Regions from separate parts of the Homo sapiens genome. Here region 2 is linked to region 1. The links are chromatin loops, found by intact Hi-C in ENCODE. Cell type or tissue: adrenal gland. All regions are shown on one strand.

What was found. Peaks named below come from ENCODE experiments on the same cell type or tissue, not always from the same donor. Only the 100,000 strongest peaks of a DNase experiment are listed, where the experiment ranks them.
Region 2: it touches region 1 in a loop (4-fold over the local background); 51 of 110 quality-filtered maps call a loop at or near these places.

Annotation. Positions count from the first base shown.
Region 1 is chr14:87,893,215-87,901,214 of GRCh38, reverse strand. No RefSeq gene overlaps it. Among named protein-coding and RNA genes, the nearest start is that of GALC, 96 kb to the left of the region's middle. In adrenal gland, CTCF peaks have their summits at 4,398 and 4,598 (motif pointing right); no DNase peak of the experiment used is centred here; H3K27ac peaks cover 779 bases.
Region 2 is chr14:87,801,725-87,809,724 of GRCh38, reverse strand. No RefSeq gene overlaps it. Among named protein-coding and RNA genes, the nearest start is that of LINC02330, 150 kb to the right of the region's middle. In adrenal gland, a CTCF peak has its summit at 4,304 (motif pointing left); a DNase peak (open chromatin) is centred at 4,314.

The sequences.
Region 1 (8,000 bases):
CCTGCACATCCCTTTACCCTATTCCCTGGGAAGGAGGGATGAAATCTTGAAGTGTCTGCCAATATGGCATTTTTCCTCTCACAGGGTAAAAGCACAGGTACGCCTGAGAGGTGTAGGAAGCATCGTGGCTTTCATATGGAGGTAAAAGTTACAGGACTGGTCTTCCATGAGCGTGTGAGTATGTGTATTTATGGGCAAATGTGGGGTGAGAGGAGAGTGGGCAGAGGCGAGAGAGAATGGCCTGGCCAAGGAAAGATCAAAGCAGAAGACGGTGGTGATGGAGGCAGCAGGCTTTTTTTGCGCATCACCTTGAGTGTTTTTAACCCAGAATTGGCCCCATGTTTAAGATTATGGATCCAGGAAATCCATCCCCTTCTTCCTCTCTTCTCTTTTTGCCACAGCAAAGATGACATTTAGCTCTTTGGGCTTGCATCTGCTGATGACTTTGTTCTATTTTTTCCTGCCCTATTCGATTTGGGTGTTGGTGTGAGACATGAAAGTTTGAAAGTGACACTCCAGCTGTTCCCTCCATGCCACTTCTGCTGAATTATCTTGAAATCCCCACCATTTGGCTTGGCTTTCTCCAGTTCCCGCCAAGGACAGTTTTCGGCAGGCCCCTGTTTTGACGTGTACTTATGCTCTTGGCACCTCCTGTCAATGGTCTTCTTGGATTATTGAACATCTATCTGTGCTCTAGGCTTCAAATCTTGTGGTTGGTGGATGATCGGCTGTCCCTGAGTACAACTGAGAGCCACAGAATTGATGGGGCCTCTAGATGGTTTGGGTTCCAAGCCAGAGAATATACAGGTATGCCCTGTGTGTGTTCAACACAGCTCAGACCAGGAAAGTATTTAGATTAGGGAGATGCTCATAAAGATGGATTGTTTTTAAAATTATTTAATGATCATTTTTGTTACTGGGCTTTATCAAAACAGAGTACAGTATTTGTTTATTGTCCTAGCTACTAGACATCCAGTCGCAAAAAAAGTAGGTAGGGAAGAAAGAGTTTTGTAGGTGGTAGAATAATGTACTATTTTCACACCTGCTACCAGAATTATTCTCAAGATGGGAACTATTTTAGGAAAGTATCTTGACAAGTCATTTGGGGATGTGACGGGGAGAACTGAGGGCTTGCAGGAGTTAAGACAACCAAAGGAATTTCAAAATTGTTGTGCATTAGATCTTGAGTGTTAGGAACATGGAGAAAAGAGAGAGGAGCTAGTGTGGTGGCCAGAGGCTAGTGAAGTGCTCCTGTTAGTGGAAAGGAGGGCCAAGGAATGTGCCTGGAGATGATAAATGGTCAATTTGAAGGACCTGCATTTTAGTCATGTAACTGTTCCACCTCTTGCAGTTTTCTGAAATTCTCACCCAAATGCACAGCTTCTGTAAGTGATGTGCATGTGTATGTGTACACGTATGTGTGCATGGATGTGTGTGAATGTAAGCATGTGTGTATACATGTGGTGAATATGTGTATGTGTGTGTGAGAGAGAGGGAGACACACAGAAAGAGACAGAGACAGAAACAGAAAGACAGAGAATGGTTTGTGTAGATGGAGAGACCTGAGCTTCTCCTTAGGAGGGTCGCTGCAGTGCAGAACAGGGAATGGATGAGGAGATAATACAGAAATAGAGTGAATTTTGCAGAAGCAGGATTTTAAATCAGAGGCAGTAGAAAGGCATGAATACACAGAAATCTTCTGGGGGGGGAGCTGAGATGAAATGGGAGTTAGAGCCAATCTTATCTAGATCATAAAGGGCATGGTGATGCTGGTTACACATTCTGCAAGCTCCATTAACTCTTGGTAAAACACACATGCCTGAGGCTAATAGATTTTTATCCAACCATAGCTGTTCTCCACTCTCAACAAAGCAAATAATCCAGATTGTTCCTTTGCCTTTATTCCTCTCCAGTTGCCATTTTATGACAACTTTTCATCTCTTCCTTTATCAGAGACACTTTAATCTAATTTTAGCAGACAAAATGGTAAGAGGTAAGTGTGTGGTTTTATGCAATGGCTTGGGATATCTGGCCCTTTCAATAGGATTTTCACTTAGGACATTAAAAGTGTAATTTAATGAAGCAACTTGGTTTACATAAAAGTACTAGGACACTAGTTGTATAAGACATATTCTATCTTCATGTAAGTTTCTGAAATGCTAAACAACAAAACACTAGTACAGTGCTTTTCTGAGCCTTAAAAGGCTTTGCAGAAGTGAATTAATCTTATCACACCCCATGTTCTGTTTGGAGGGGATCGACACTACCCTTTCCCTAGTCCACTGTAGTATATATCATCATTAGTATGTATCAGTTGCTGAGACTGAGCCATCAAATACAAATCAGGTAAGAAATATATTAGGGAAGAATCATATAAATTGTATTTCCAGAGTAAAAATAAATGCAGTGCAAATTTAAAATTCACAGTGAAGCTATCACAGCTATTTAGAATGCACTAAAAGTACATTTTAATAAGTATCACATAGTTTACCTGTGGCCTATTAAATGCATTTTAGAGATAGGCAAAGAGAAAAGTGTAATCTGATTTTAAGCGCTTTCCACTAATATAAATTACCCAAATGAAGTATTTGGGCATGCTTGCACTGCGAAATGAGGAAGAAAACTTTACCAAACTTTTGTGTTACTGATACTCCCTATGGGCTTGGCTGTGTTAGGAATGAGTCATATAATATAAGGGAAAATTCCTCCATGGGCTTTGAAGGCTGAACAGGCCCTCAGCTCTGTTTCTTGTTAGCTCTCTGATCTTGGGCAAATTACCTCTCTGGGCTGCAGATTGCTTGTGTGTAAAAGTAGGTAGGTTAATTAATCCTATGAGTATTATTGTTTGGGTTAAATGAGATAATGCATGCAGAGTGCTGAGCTCAAGTCTGGTATCTAGTACGTTCTCAAAAAATGATAGCTATTTTGTAAGCTTGTAGTCTTCTGGTCTCACCTGGCCATCCATGACCTGTGGGACCAGGACTTTGCATGTACAGAGGAGCTGGAAGGGCCTAGATTCAAGTTCAGGTTTCCAGTTACCAGTGTTGGCTTAATCTCATGAAATCTCCACATGGTTGTAAAATGACCATCTTGTAAGACTATAGTGAAGAGTTAATGATATGATGTACGTAAAAGTGGTAGCAAGGAGTCCTGCTTATACAGAGCATATCATAGCCCATATCCAGCTATTGATCTTTCCTGGTTTATGTCTTTGCCTGTCAAATCAAGGACTTGGAATAGATGATCTCTAAATTCCCTTTTCTCTTTAAAATATCTATGGCACTTAAAAAGCCTTTAGCAAGGAGAATTTAATATTCCCTTTAGCTTCTATTTTTCCTCCTTTAGCAAAAAACGAGTTAGTGGAGCACATGCAGATAGATTAAGAAACCAAGTAACAGTGTTTGAAATTTACCCGTGGAAGCAAAAGGGTTAAAGGAAGCCAGAAGCGGGTCATATGAGGATGAGCGACTCGGTGCCGGTGCCTTGCTCTCCTGCTCTTCCCTGGAAAGATTCATTTCATTATCTAAGGCTTCTGTGTTTTATTTTCTGTAGACCAGTGGGCCTCAAGCTTTACTGCAAATTGCAATCACTTGGAGAACTTTAAGACTACTTCAAAGTCCCAGAAGCACCCCCTACCAATTAAATCTGGGTGGATCCCAAACGTCAGTATTTTAAAAGCTCTCCAGGTGATTCCAATGTGCCCTCCAAAATTAAGATCCATGCCCTCCAGTGAATGAAGGGCTCAGAATTATGAATCCTACGTGTCAACTGCCCACTGAATAGACAGAGGCAACCCTTCTCTCCGGGACTTTTCAGATAGCATTGAGGACCTGATAACCAACAGAGAAGGGTAAAATGAGGGAAATCTTGCAATTGTATTTTGTTTGCACGTGCTTTGCATAGTATGGGCTTTGTTTATAGGGTGTTTAACTCACATATGATATATCTTAATGTGCTTTTGGGCAAGGAGGTGCTTTAAAGATTGCCTAATGCCGCTATTCATTGAGCAGAGGGAGAAACCGAGGTCAGAGAAAAGAAGTGACTCATTCAGGCCTCACAGCCGAGAAAGAAGCCAGATTCTTTGCTTTGTCCTTCATTTCCTCTGTCGCACTTGCTGGTGAAGGACTAAAGTAAAATGTCGCTGTTCAAATAGGAGTGTGTTTGTCACACAGGGGTGTTCATAATTGTCTCAGGAAAACAACAGAAAGAAAAAAACAAAACGAAGTGACCTGTCAGTGTGTCTGTTTGAGGCCTCGTCCCTCAAAGATATACAGCATGGATCTAAAAAAAGGAGGCAGGCTATTGCTGGTCTGATGGCACTTCTTTCCAGGGGGACACATTTTCTCTTGTCACACTCTTCTCATTTTTAAACAAAAGCAGAAAACAGAAATTCTCTTTCAGCTCACTGAGTGTGACTGACACATTTGAAAATATCTTTCTACTAAGACAGGAGGAATAGTGTGAAAAATACTCTGATCCAAACTAAGAGAAATCTATAGAGGTATTCAAAAAATTAGTCTCCTACAGAAAAATAGATGTCAGACATGAACCTTAAAACTTCTAATTCTTTCCTGACAATTTCCAGAAGACAGAAGACCCTCAGGTCTAAGATATGTCCACTAGATGGCAGCATGACTACGATTAAAGTATCCCACATTCTCAGGCACAGAAAAGAGGATTTATTACACTGAATGGAGATTGGAAGTCAAAAGATTTTATGGATACAGATCTATTATTAAGGAATTCTAAACTACAGAATATATATCTCTCTCTATATAGGTGTATATAAAACTAATATAGAATTCTGAATACTATTGTATACAGTATCATACTGCCATTCTTACTATAATTCTTACTATCGTTACTTAAATCGTATGTGATTTAAGCAGGTTTAATGTACAGCTGAAAGCCCTTTGTTGTCTACCATCACCTCTTCTTGGCCTATCTCAGCTTTTGCCTGGCTAAACTAAAACTGCATTCTTCAAAGGGCAGGGAATGTTTACTTATTAAATGGCTGTAATCTAAATCATCAGCCGCACGGCTGTGATCCTACTAATTATTCTTCTATCATGATTTTCACTCAGTTATAGGCAGTCAGCAGTTTCTTCTTCTATAATTTAATATTAGTGACAACCCCCAATTTTTGATATTTCATGGATGCAATATGTTAAATAATTATGTTTTTACTGAGTGCAGGTCATGTGTGAGCTGTCGGGAACGCAGAACAAGACTTTGATGGAGGTTGCACTCTAGTGGAATATATTATGACTCATAAATGAAGTGCACACCTTAGTACAAAGTAAATTCTTCACAAGTCCTTTCAAGGTTGAGATATCTATCCTATGGATTATGGAAAGTTCTTTTGAAAATAGCTGGGTGGTCTACAAACAGCCAAAAAGTTTGGGCTGGAAAGCAACAGTGTTGACTTTCCAAGTTTAAGGATTATTCAGAGAAGACTGAAGCCAGCCATGTTCACGAGGGAACCAGGTCCCCACTGCAGCTGTCTGCTATTGTCACCATCTGTCATCTTTAGGACACATCCACATAGCCAAGATAGAGTAAATGAGAAATTGTAGACAGTCAATCTGGTTAATTTATTAGTTAGATAATTGAATATACACACAGACTGGACAACCAGCAGCACAAGTCACCCTCCTAGATTTGGCAAGGTAATTCTTTCCTTTTTAAAGTACTTGGTTAATAAAGCATGTTCAGATATATCATATATGAATTTCACAACCCTATGTTCAAAAAAGAGGCAGTCTGCCCCAGCTTACATAGCTAGCCAGTAAAAAGAGAATCCAGAGGTAGAGTGGTAAAGCATATATCAAGTGCACATCAGAGGTCCAGTAAATTGCCATTTTACTGTGGCTACTGTTGACTAGAAGCCTGGTTTGGTACCCAGACAGTACTCTTATATCATGCTCTTTCCAGTTCAGTCATTTATGACTCAAGGTTTTCAGATGCTTCTATAAGCTCCCGCTTGGACTGTTTGTGCCTGATCTTCAAATTCTGCTCCCAGGGCCTTTGTGCACTGTGTGTATCTGCTCGACTTGTGTTTTAGTGAGTTGAAGAAGGAGGGGGTACGCCTTGTTGATCTGTGGTTGGTAAGGTCTTAAACGAAACCACCATTGTTACCGGGCAGAGTGTAAATTAAGCAACAGGCATGTCCAAGGATAAAATGTGAGAAGGCCTTTCTTGCTGCCATGAGTGGGTTTGGAGTGTGATGCTTGTTTATAACCTGGGCAATGGGTGCTCTTACGGGTGCAGTGACTGTGAAAGAACACTGAAATGTTAAAGAGAAAAGCTGTTGCCCACAACCTTATAAAATGGGCTTTCTGTTTCCAACAACAACAAAAATAGACAAACGACAACAACAAACCGTAAAGAGTAAAAAACGGCACAATGATGGAAAATTGTGAGCCAACATGGAGGAAAGGTGCCGGGGTTTCTAGGGCCTGAATTTTCCACCAGGAAGCAAATATATTTAGAAAGAGGCAGCACCTTTTGACATTTGCTAAGTGACTTTGATGATTGACTTTTCAATTGAGTTTCTGTAGTCAGCAAAAGAGGGGAGTGAAGGAAAAGCAATTTTCCCAACGGGAGTATAAAATCCTCCAGACTAATGAAATGCTTTCTCTGGTTTAGAGATAACAACCCACTTTTGGGTTTTATGCCTAATATTGATGCTTTGTGTATTTTTTATAGAAGCCTTCACGAAATTCAGTTAATTGTATTTTATTAGACTGAGAGATTGTCTTTTTAAATATTCTCCAAACCTCCTCACTCATGGCTGTCCATCCCTTCTCCATTCTCCCTATCAATAGTTTAATGTTGAAGGATGGTTTGTGGTAGTTTTTTTAAAAAAACAAAACTTGCTCTACCTTTTCAATCTCCTCCTAGTTCGAATGATTGCAAAAATGCTGAAAAAGCCAAGTTCCTTTAAGGAATCAGACACTGAAATATGGTCATTAAATCCTGATGGGTTTTTTATTCTGCATCCCATAATTTTAAGGAGAACCACTTTCTGAGATGGTTGGATAAATGCAACAAATATAATGAGGCAGAAGTGAGGTCCCAAGGCAGCTTTGCAATCTACAGGGCACTCAGTTTATTTATTTACAATAACTGTAAGCTATTAGGGTCTGTCTCACTAAGCAAAGATAACCCAGGAACAAAACACGGTAGACTTGGGGGAGTCAGCAGTTTGGTGGCTGCTGGTGGGGGCTGCTGTGTCTTCTATCTTTAAATGTCCTTGGTGTTTTATTTAGGGAAGGTATTATCTTGACAGAACTGCTTTGCTGTTAGGCAGTAAGATGAGTTACTTCTTGGGATAAAGGTTCTCGTAAAAGAATTTGGACAAGAAGACTTTGTGGTTTATAGAAACTGTAATCTTTACTGAATGACTGGAGTGGGCATGGCACGAGGAATTACATTTATAATTGCTTAAAGGACAAAAAGATTCAGCTTGATTTAAACCCAGAGCACGAAAGAATCATGATTATGAAAGGAAAGGGAGAGACAAGATATTATAGTGAAGAGTGCGGTCCTGGGATTTAGAAGACTTGGGTTTTAGTCCTGGTTGTGCTTAGCAGTCATATGTCCTTGGGTAAATCACTTAACTTCTCTGAACTTCAGTTTTTCTATCTACAAAATAGGGTCTTCTGTGGGCATACAATGGGCTAGGCTAAGCACTTCATATGTGCTATCTAATTTCTTTCTTTCTTTTTTTTTTTGACAGAGTCTCGCTCTGTCACCCAGGCTGGAATGCATTGGCTCCATCTCAGCTCACTGCAACCTCCGCTTCCCGGGTTCAAGTGATTCTCCTGCCTCAGCCTCCTGAGTAGCTGGGATTACAGGTATGTACCACCATGCCTGGCTAAGTTTTGTATTTTTAGTAGAGATGGGGTTTCACCATGTTGGTCAGGCTGGGCTCGAACTTCTGACCTCATGTGATCCGCCCGCCTTGGCCTCCCAAAGTGCTGGGATTACAGGCATGA
Region 2 (8,000 bases), 91 kb after region 1:
ATGCAATATGGCTTACTTGTCTCATTCTTAAGGTTTTCACAGACCAATTCAGCAGCATTTATATCAGAAAGATTATTGACGTTCACTCAAATAATATGGAGGTAAATACGTATTGTCTACTCAGGGTCCCATATGGTATCAGGCGTATTTAAATCCCTGTAACGTTGCAAGGGAAATGGCATTCCCCACAATTCCCTCCAATTCCCCTTGGAATCTGGTACCAAGGAGGCATCTGCCCAAGTTCACAGCATAAATCTATGCCCATCTGATTCCAGAATCTGTGCTCTTTTCACAACCATATGATATCTTCGTATGACTCACACTGTGAATTCAGGTCTGTCTGATTCTGGAATCCATGCTCTTTTCACAACCATATGACACCTTCCATACTTTTCAGTTTGACTTCTTTAATTTATGCTTTTAACAGCTGATTACCATTTTGCTCTGGAGAATTTCCTAAGGATTTTTTTTTTCCTGCTAAGATAAGTTTTCAGAAAAGTGAGAATGTACATCATTGTTATGACCCAGAAAGGTTGTCCTCTTTTTTTCTCAGGGATGTATTTACCTATTACTCTAAAAATTCTCCTAGAAATGGAAATTACCTCAACTTTATGCCAAATTAGGATCAGTTCTGTGCTCTGTAATTTTTTTTCCTCAGGCTTTTTATTTTTACCTTCACAATGATATCATCTGAAGGCATAGGAGGCCGTCTGTGTGATTTGAAGAACGCTAGAGGCATTTGATGGATTGCCATAATCCTGAACATTTTTATCAAGGCATTCTATACCCCTGTTAATACCAATGTATTGCATTGAAGGTGAATCTATTTCATTGTTGGATTAATTCATTGGACAGAGTAACTAGCTAATCATTCAAAAAATGGAAGACTAGATAGAGAAGTAACAATTAAGTAGAGAGGTTCTGTCCAAAATGGTAGTCATGGTTACGTATGGCAACTGAAGACTTGGCATGTGTCATAGTTTGAATTGAGATGTGCTGTACGTGGTTGTAAAACACACGTTGGATTTCTATAACAACAACCCAAAACGTGAAATATTTTATTAAATGTTTTACATTGATTAGATGTTGAAGTGATAAAATTTTGGACATAGTTATATAAACAGTATTTGCATTAGTCTGTTTCCACACTGCTGATAAAGACATACCCTAGACTGGGCAAATTACAAAAGAAAGAGGTTTAATGGACTTACAGTTCCATATGGCTGGGGAGGCCTCACAATCATGGTGGAAGGTGAAAGGCATGTCTCACATGGTGGCAGACAAGAGAAGAGGGCTTGTGCAGGGGAAGTCTCATTTTTAAAACCATCAGACCTCATGAGATCCATTCACTTTCATGAGAACAGCACGGGGAAGACCTGCCCCCTGATTCAATCATCTCCCACTGGGTCCCTCCCACAACATGTGGAAATTATGGGAGCTACAAGATGAGATTTGGGTGGGGACACAGAGCCAAACCATATCAGTGTTCAAATGAATTATATCTGTTGTTTTTAGTTTAATTTGGCTACTAGAAGATCTAAAATTCCATATGCAGCTTGCATTATTTTTCTACTGGACTAGGCTAAACTACAGCATGTAGGCAAAGCCTTCGCTGTCTCTCTCTCTCTCTCGCCACCATGGGAGCAAGCCCTTGTAGAGCTAATGCTATGACAGAGTTGGTGCTAGAGCCCAGAAAGGATGAAGGGAAGCAAAGAAATGGCAAAAAAAAAAAGTGTTAGAAATGTGTCCTATTTCACATTTTTGCTATTGTATAACTTAGTTTGTCCAAAGGGCAAAAGCTCCTGTCATAAATAAAACATAGTATTGAGAAATATACTGGTGTTTTTTTCCATTATTTCTGCTGCAACAGAACTCAGCTATCCCCAGAATTTAACCAACACTCCAGCTGATGGTTTACTGGAGACCCCATGGTTCTCTGTTGGCTGCTATGGTGGGCTGGTGCTGAAATTAAAGACTATTGAGAATGCATTCTCTCCTGAGGCCCTAGGAAGGGCTTCTCAAGTAGGATGGGGTGGCTGTTCTGATGTGATCAATGTGCTCTGACCTGAGTCAAGCCCACTGGACACTGACACTTCCAGGTCAGAGCTGGAGGTCAGGCTCAGCTCTGGGGATGGCCCAATCCTAACAGGCCTGCTTGGAATGGGTCTAAATATTGGCTCCAATTTCTTGCATGTTCTCTAGAAGTCTTCAGAACTTCCTCCTCGGGCTGGTCTGGACTGAATCAGAGAACCCCACAGCAACCCTGGAGATAACCTAGGCTTGACAGTTTGGGATGTGTGGGTGATTTCACACAGGTTGCTAGGAGGCTTTTTGGCTTGGCTTTATATACATCTTCAGAGGTATAAAGTTAGGTTATTAATATAAGGATATACTCTTCCCCAGACATATAATATACTGACATTTGCTCTTATGGTATAAAGAGGAGGGGATGATTATTTGCATTAACCTGTGATGAATCTTTTCATAATTTTAAATGATGATTGCAGTGTCCAACACTTTAGTTTTGAATTAAGCAAGGCCTATCTTACCAGCTGTGATGGTTAATTTTATGTGTCAACTTGACTGGATCACAAGGTGCTGAGATAAAAATTATTTCTGGGCTTTTGAGAATGTTTCTAGAAGAGATTAGCATCTGACTTGGTGGATCCAGTAAAGCAGATTACCTTCCCCAAGGAGGGCTGGTGTCATCCAATCTGTTGAGGCCCTGAATAGAACAAAAGGCAGAGGAAGGAGGAATCTGCCTCCCTCCCTTTTTTTCCCGTTTCACTTCTTGAGCTGGTGCATCTCATCTTATATCCTGCCCTTAGACTTGGGTTTATACAATTGGCTCCCTGGTTCTCAGGCCTGTGGGCACAGATGAATTACACCAACTTTCCTAAGTCTTCAGCTTAGGGAGGGCAGATTGTGGGACTTCTGAGCCTTCATAATCGGTGAGCCAATTCTTTACAATAAATCCTTTCACTATATGTTTGTGTGTGTGTTTGTGTGTGTCCTATTGGTTTTGTTTCTCTGAAGATTCTTGAGTAATACACCAGCATGATGGAAATGATTTGGCTTTATGTCCCCACCCAAATCTCATCTCGAATTATAATCCCCAGGTGTCAAGGGAGGGACCTGGTGGGAGGTGGTTGGATCATGGGGGCGGTTTTCCCCATGCTGTTCTCATGATAGTGAGTTCTCATGAGATCTAATAGTTTTTTACGTGTTTGGCAGTTCCTCCTTCATGCTCTCTCTTGCCACTGTGGGGAGACATGCCTTGCTTACCCATTGCCTTCTGCCATGATTGTAAGTTTCCTGAGGCCTCCCCAGCCATCTGGAACTGTGAGTCAATTAAACCTCTTTCATTCATAAATTACCCAGTCTCAGGTATTCCTTATAGCAGTGTAAAAACAGGCTAATACAATGATATAAACTTACTTGCTACTTGTTTCAGCTATCTATCGCTGTAGAATAATTTACCCCAGAGTATAGCGGCCATAAACAATAGCCATTTTATTTCTCAGGATTCTGTGGACCAGGAATTTCATTAAGCCATATCAAGGAGAGCTTGTTTCTCTCTGCTCTGTGATAGCTAAAGTGTCAGCTGAGATAGCTCAAAAGGGGGTTGCTGGGATGGCTTGACAACAGCCATTTGATTGGCAACTTAGTTTTTGTTTTCAGCTGGGATTCATGGTTTTCTTTGGCATGATTTATCCATATAGCTAGTGTGAGCTTCTTCCTAGCATGGTGGTCTCAAAATAGTTGGACTTTTTACACTGTGGCTGGCTTATCCCAAGTGAAATTGGAGGTTGTCAGTCCTGTTAAAGTTTATGCTCTTACAAAAGAGAAACAATCTTGACATGGAATGCTGGCTGGGTACTATCAGCTAAACGGTGGTGTTACTTGGAGCTGTCCTTGTACTCACTACTAGATCATGTTTTTGTTTGTTTGTTTTTTCTAGTAAACACAAACATTTCTACTGAAGAATGACATCAGACAAAGTTATTCTGTGACCAAGCTGGAACAAAGATCACTCCATAATCATGTCCAAATACAGATAAAAACAAGAACATTATGACTCATATGAATGACTACTGCCTCTTTACCAATTATAATGTGTCTCATTCCATTCTTTCTGCCTTCTAGATAAAAATTAAGATACTCAATCACAGAATTGCTCCCACTGCCTGACAGCATCCATTCCAGAAAAAAGGACACACTTCCTTGAACTCTCCAAATCGCCTACCACAAGCCCAAGCTCTCCACGTAACACCCTCTCACCGAGACACTGCACAGCGCCCCCTGGTGCACATTCCCCCTCACTACAGCTAGTCAATAACCCAATGTTGTCTGACTACAGGTGATGCTCCTGGTAGTCTTTGTCTAGGGGTAGTAGGTACCCAAATTGCCACAGTGTCGCTTCCACTGCATTCTATTGGTCAAGGCAAGTCACAAAGCCACTCAGGTTTAAGGGGAGAGGAAAAAGACTCTACCTTCTGATCCATGACACAGCATGAGCTTACAGGGAGGGAAAGGATTGATGGTGGCTGTCTTTGTAAACAGTGTACCACAGTACTATAGAACAGCCACTTAAATTTTCAGAAAGCAGTTGAATTTTAAGTTAAAAATGTATGTGAAACGCTGGTGCTGGCCACCTAGTTAGGCCATAGTCTGTGGCTATGCTTTATTCAGACAATAAGAGGATTTAGCTTCTCTTTACATCTTCACAATATGACTTCCCTTCTGTGTTTTTCTTTTCAAAAAACGAGAATGTTTTCTCACATCTTTGCCTTCATCCAACATGCTGCACACAGCACCTCTGCTCTTTCCTGACCACTGATCGCTGCTTTCTGCTCTGCCGTGGAGTCTCTTTGCTGGTGAGCTTTTGGAGCTCTGGGAAAAACACCTTTGCTAGTTGTGCTACTGTTACTACCATTGTTCCTTGGAGGAGAATTGGTGGAACCAAAGCTTTTCTCCTTTCATGGCTCTCATCATTCCTCCAAGGCACCACTTACTGTGTAGCAGGACGAGCCGCAGACAAGAACTCCTTAGACACCGAACTGTAGAAGGAAAGGGCTTTATTCAGCTGGGAGCATTGACAGACTCACGTCTCCAAAAACTGAGCTCCCCGAGTGAGCAATTCCTGTCCCTTTTAAGGGCTTACAACTCTAAGGGGGTCCGTGTGAGAGGGTCATGATTGATTGAGCAAGCAGGGGGTACATGACTGGGGGCTGCATGCACCTGCACCGGTAATTAGAATGGAACAGAACAGGACAGGGATTTTTCCATACAATGTCTGTAATCTATAGATAGCATAACCGATTAGGTCAGGGGTTGATCTTTAACTACTAGCCCCAGGGTGTGGCGCCGGGCTGTCTGCCTGTGGGTTTCATTTCTGCCTTTTAGTTTTTACTTCTTTTTTTCTTCGGAGGCAGAAATTGGGCATAAGACAATATCGGGGTGGTCTCCTCCCTTAACTGCAAGGCTGTTATATACAGTAGACTGTAACCATTGTGAGTTGTCACACAGAGACTGCAGTGCAGACAGGAAATCTGCAAAAGCAGAGCCTGATAGCTCAAGTCCTCTACATCCATCCAACCTAGGGAAAGGTACTTGTTCATCTCTTTCTTGACCTTCTCCCCAAATGGGAAAATGGCCACACTTGGATAGTACTCGTTAATGCCCCTTTTATCTTGATATATACAGTACTCCTAAAGACACACATATGCACACATGATTGCTGCCTCACTTCTTGAGCTGGTACATCTCATGTCATCTCCAGCTCTTAGACTTGGATTTACACCACTGGCTCCCCAGTTCTCAGGCGTTTGGGCACAGATGAATTATACCACCAACTTTCCTAGGTCTCCAGCTTGGAGAGGGCAAATCGTGGGACTTCTCAGTCTTCATAATCCTGTGAGCCAGTTCTTTATAATAAATCCCCCTGCTATAGCTATATGTGTGTGTGCATGCATATGTGTGTGTATCCTATTGGTTCAGTTCCTCAGTAGATTCTTGACTAAAACACCAACATAATAGAAACTTGCTTGCTACTTGTTCCAGCTGTCTATTGCTACAGAACAACTTACCCCAAAGCAGAGTGGCCATAAATTTATATATATATGATGTACATAAATCACCCCTAAGGTTAATCATGGATTCCCAACTTGTGTGTAAAATTATTGGTGTTTTTACCTTCTTTTGTCTTATCTGCATTTAGTTTTCTACAGTGAACATGTATTGTTTCTGTAACGTGACAAAAAAAGGTCTAATTTTTATTATGAACAAAAGATGGGGCTTTAAACAGAGTACCCTAATGATTCAGGTCTTTTGAAAGCCTTTTCCCCTGAGTTTTAGATTTCTCATTAGTTTCTCTTTAACCTTGACAGCAAATGTTTAGAATGTAGTATGGAACAAGACAGTGTGGTTTCCAATGTCAACCCCTTATGACTTTTTCAATACTTTTAAGACATGCGATGGAGAGCAGGTCCTAATAAAGACACAGGGTGGTGCCCAAATTAGTAGAATCATCAATTTAGTTATTGAGCAACTTGAGGGAGGAAAGAGCTGAATTTCTTGGCAGGCAGAAAATGCATAGATTATACTCTGGAGCCTCAGAAAACAGCATTGTAGGAGTTGTCTGTGGAAGCAAGATAAAGATGATGTCATCTTATAATAAGATCCTCAAGAGCTCTATAAAGGCCCAACACACACAGAATTCTACTTGAAGCAAGAGATGCCCTGATTCCAATGTCAAATGCATTTTCCTAACACTAAGTTTTTAAACTTTGAGATGACAATAAAATGGGCATCCTGGCTGCATCCTCTCAAACACCTTGTTTTTTAAATTCACTTCATTACTCATTAGCTTTTTCACCTGTATGTTAAAAGGCTGCATGAAGCATGTGAAGGCAAAGGGCAAAGATTTCATAGTTTAGGAAAATACGTAGGCACTATCTACCTCATACTGTACTATGCACCTTCTCACATGTTAGAAAAGACTTATGGTAATGATAATGACATAACCACTGATTGAGTACCCACTGTGTCCCAGATATAGTGTTATATCCATGTGTCAGTCAATCCTTAAAATAATAGGCCAATCCTATTGCCTCTTATTTTACAGATGAAGTAACTGACACTCAGAAATTTTAAGTAATTTGCCTAAGGCCACGTAGCGAATACAAAGCCATTGTAGGATACTGAACACAGTATGAAAGTCTTTTTACCTTCAGTCCTGAGATATTGCCATTGACTTTATTGTGAAACCTCCTTGATGTTTATTATTAAATGTGTCTTTTGCTCTGAGCAAGTGATGTTTGCTGTTTTTCATTTTGATTTTATACTTGAGAACCAATCTTGGTGCAAATGTGGTAAAAAGATTACAGTGGAATCTACCTATAATATTCTTGAGTTTTTCTTCATCTGACATTTATCTATTAAACATCTGGCTTAATGCAAACATACGTAGTGATTTCCACTTATAGTGTTTTACTACTTATTGAATTTTCTCTTCTTGACCTTTGGGGCAAAATTGTAAAAGATCATTCACGACAATCCATTAATAAGAGCAAGGCCACTTGAAGATGTGAAGGATCAAGTGAGCCTTCAGTGTTGACCTGACATTTTTTTCCCTAGAATTGTCTTCCGTGAGTGATGCAATTTGAAATAAATTCCCCCATGGTAAGATACTCAGGGAAGCACAGTGGAAAGCAACAAAATGATGAAATGTTTCAAAAACAAGACCCTTGAGGAAGAGGGAAGTGAATTTCACATGTTCAGTCTTGGGTTAAGAGGACTTAGGGGATAAATAACTCTATAAATATGTGTGTGGATGTAGGGGACAAGGTAAAAGGCAGTTATTCTCATTATAAAGGAAGTGATGAAATAAAATAGGGGTTATAGTAAGGAAAATTTAAAATATGATATTAATACATACAGAGGTACCTTACTAAAAATTCGATTTCTACTCATTATCCCTAAGGCGGCTGCCTGAGCAA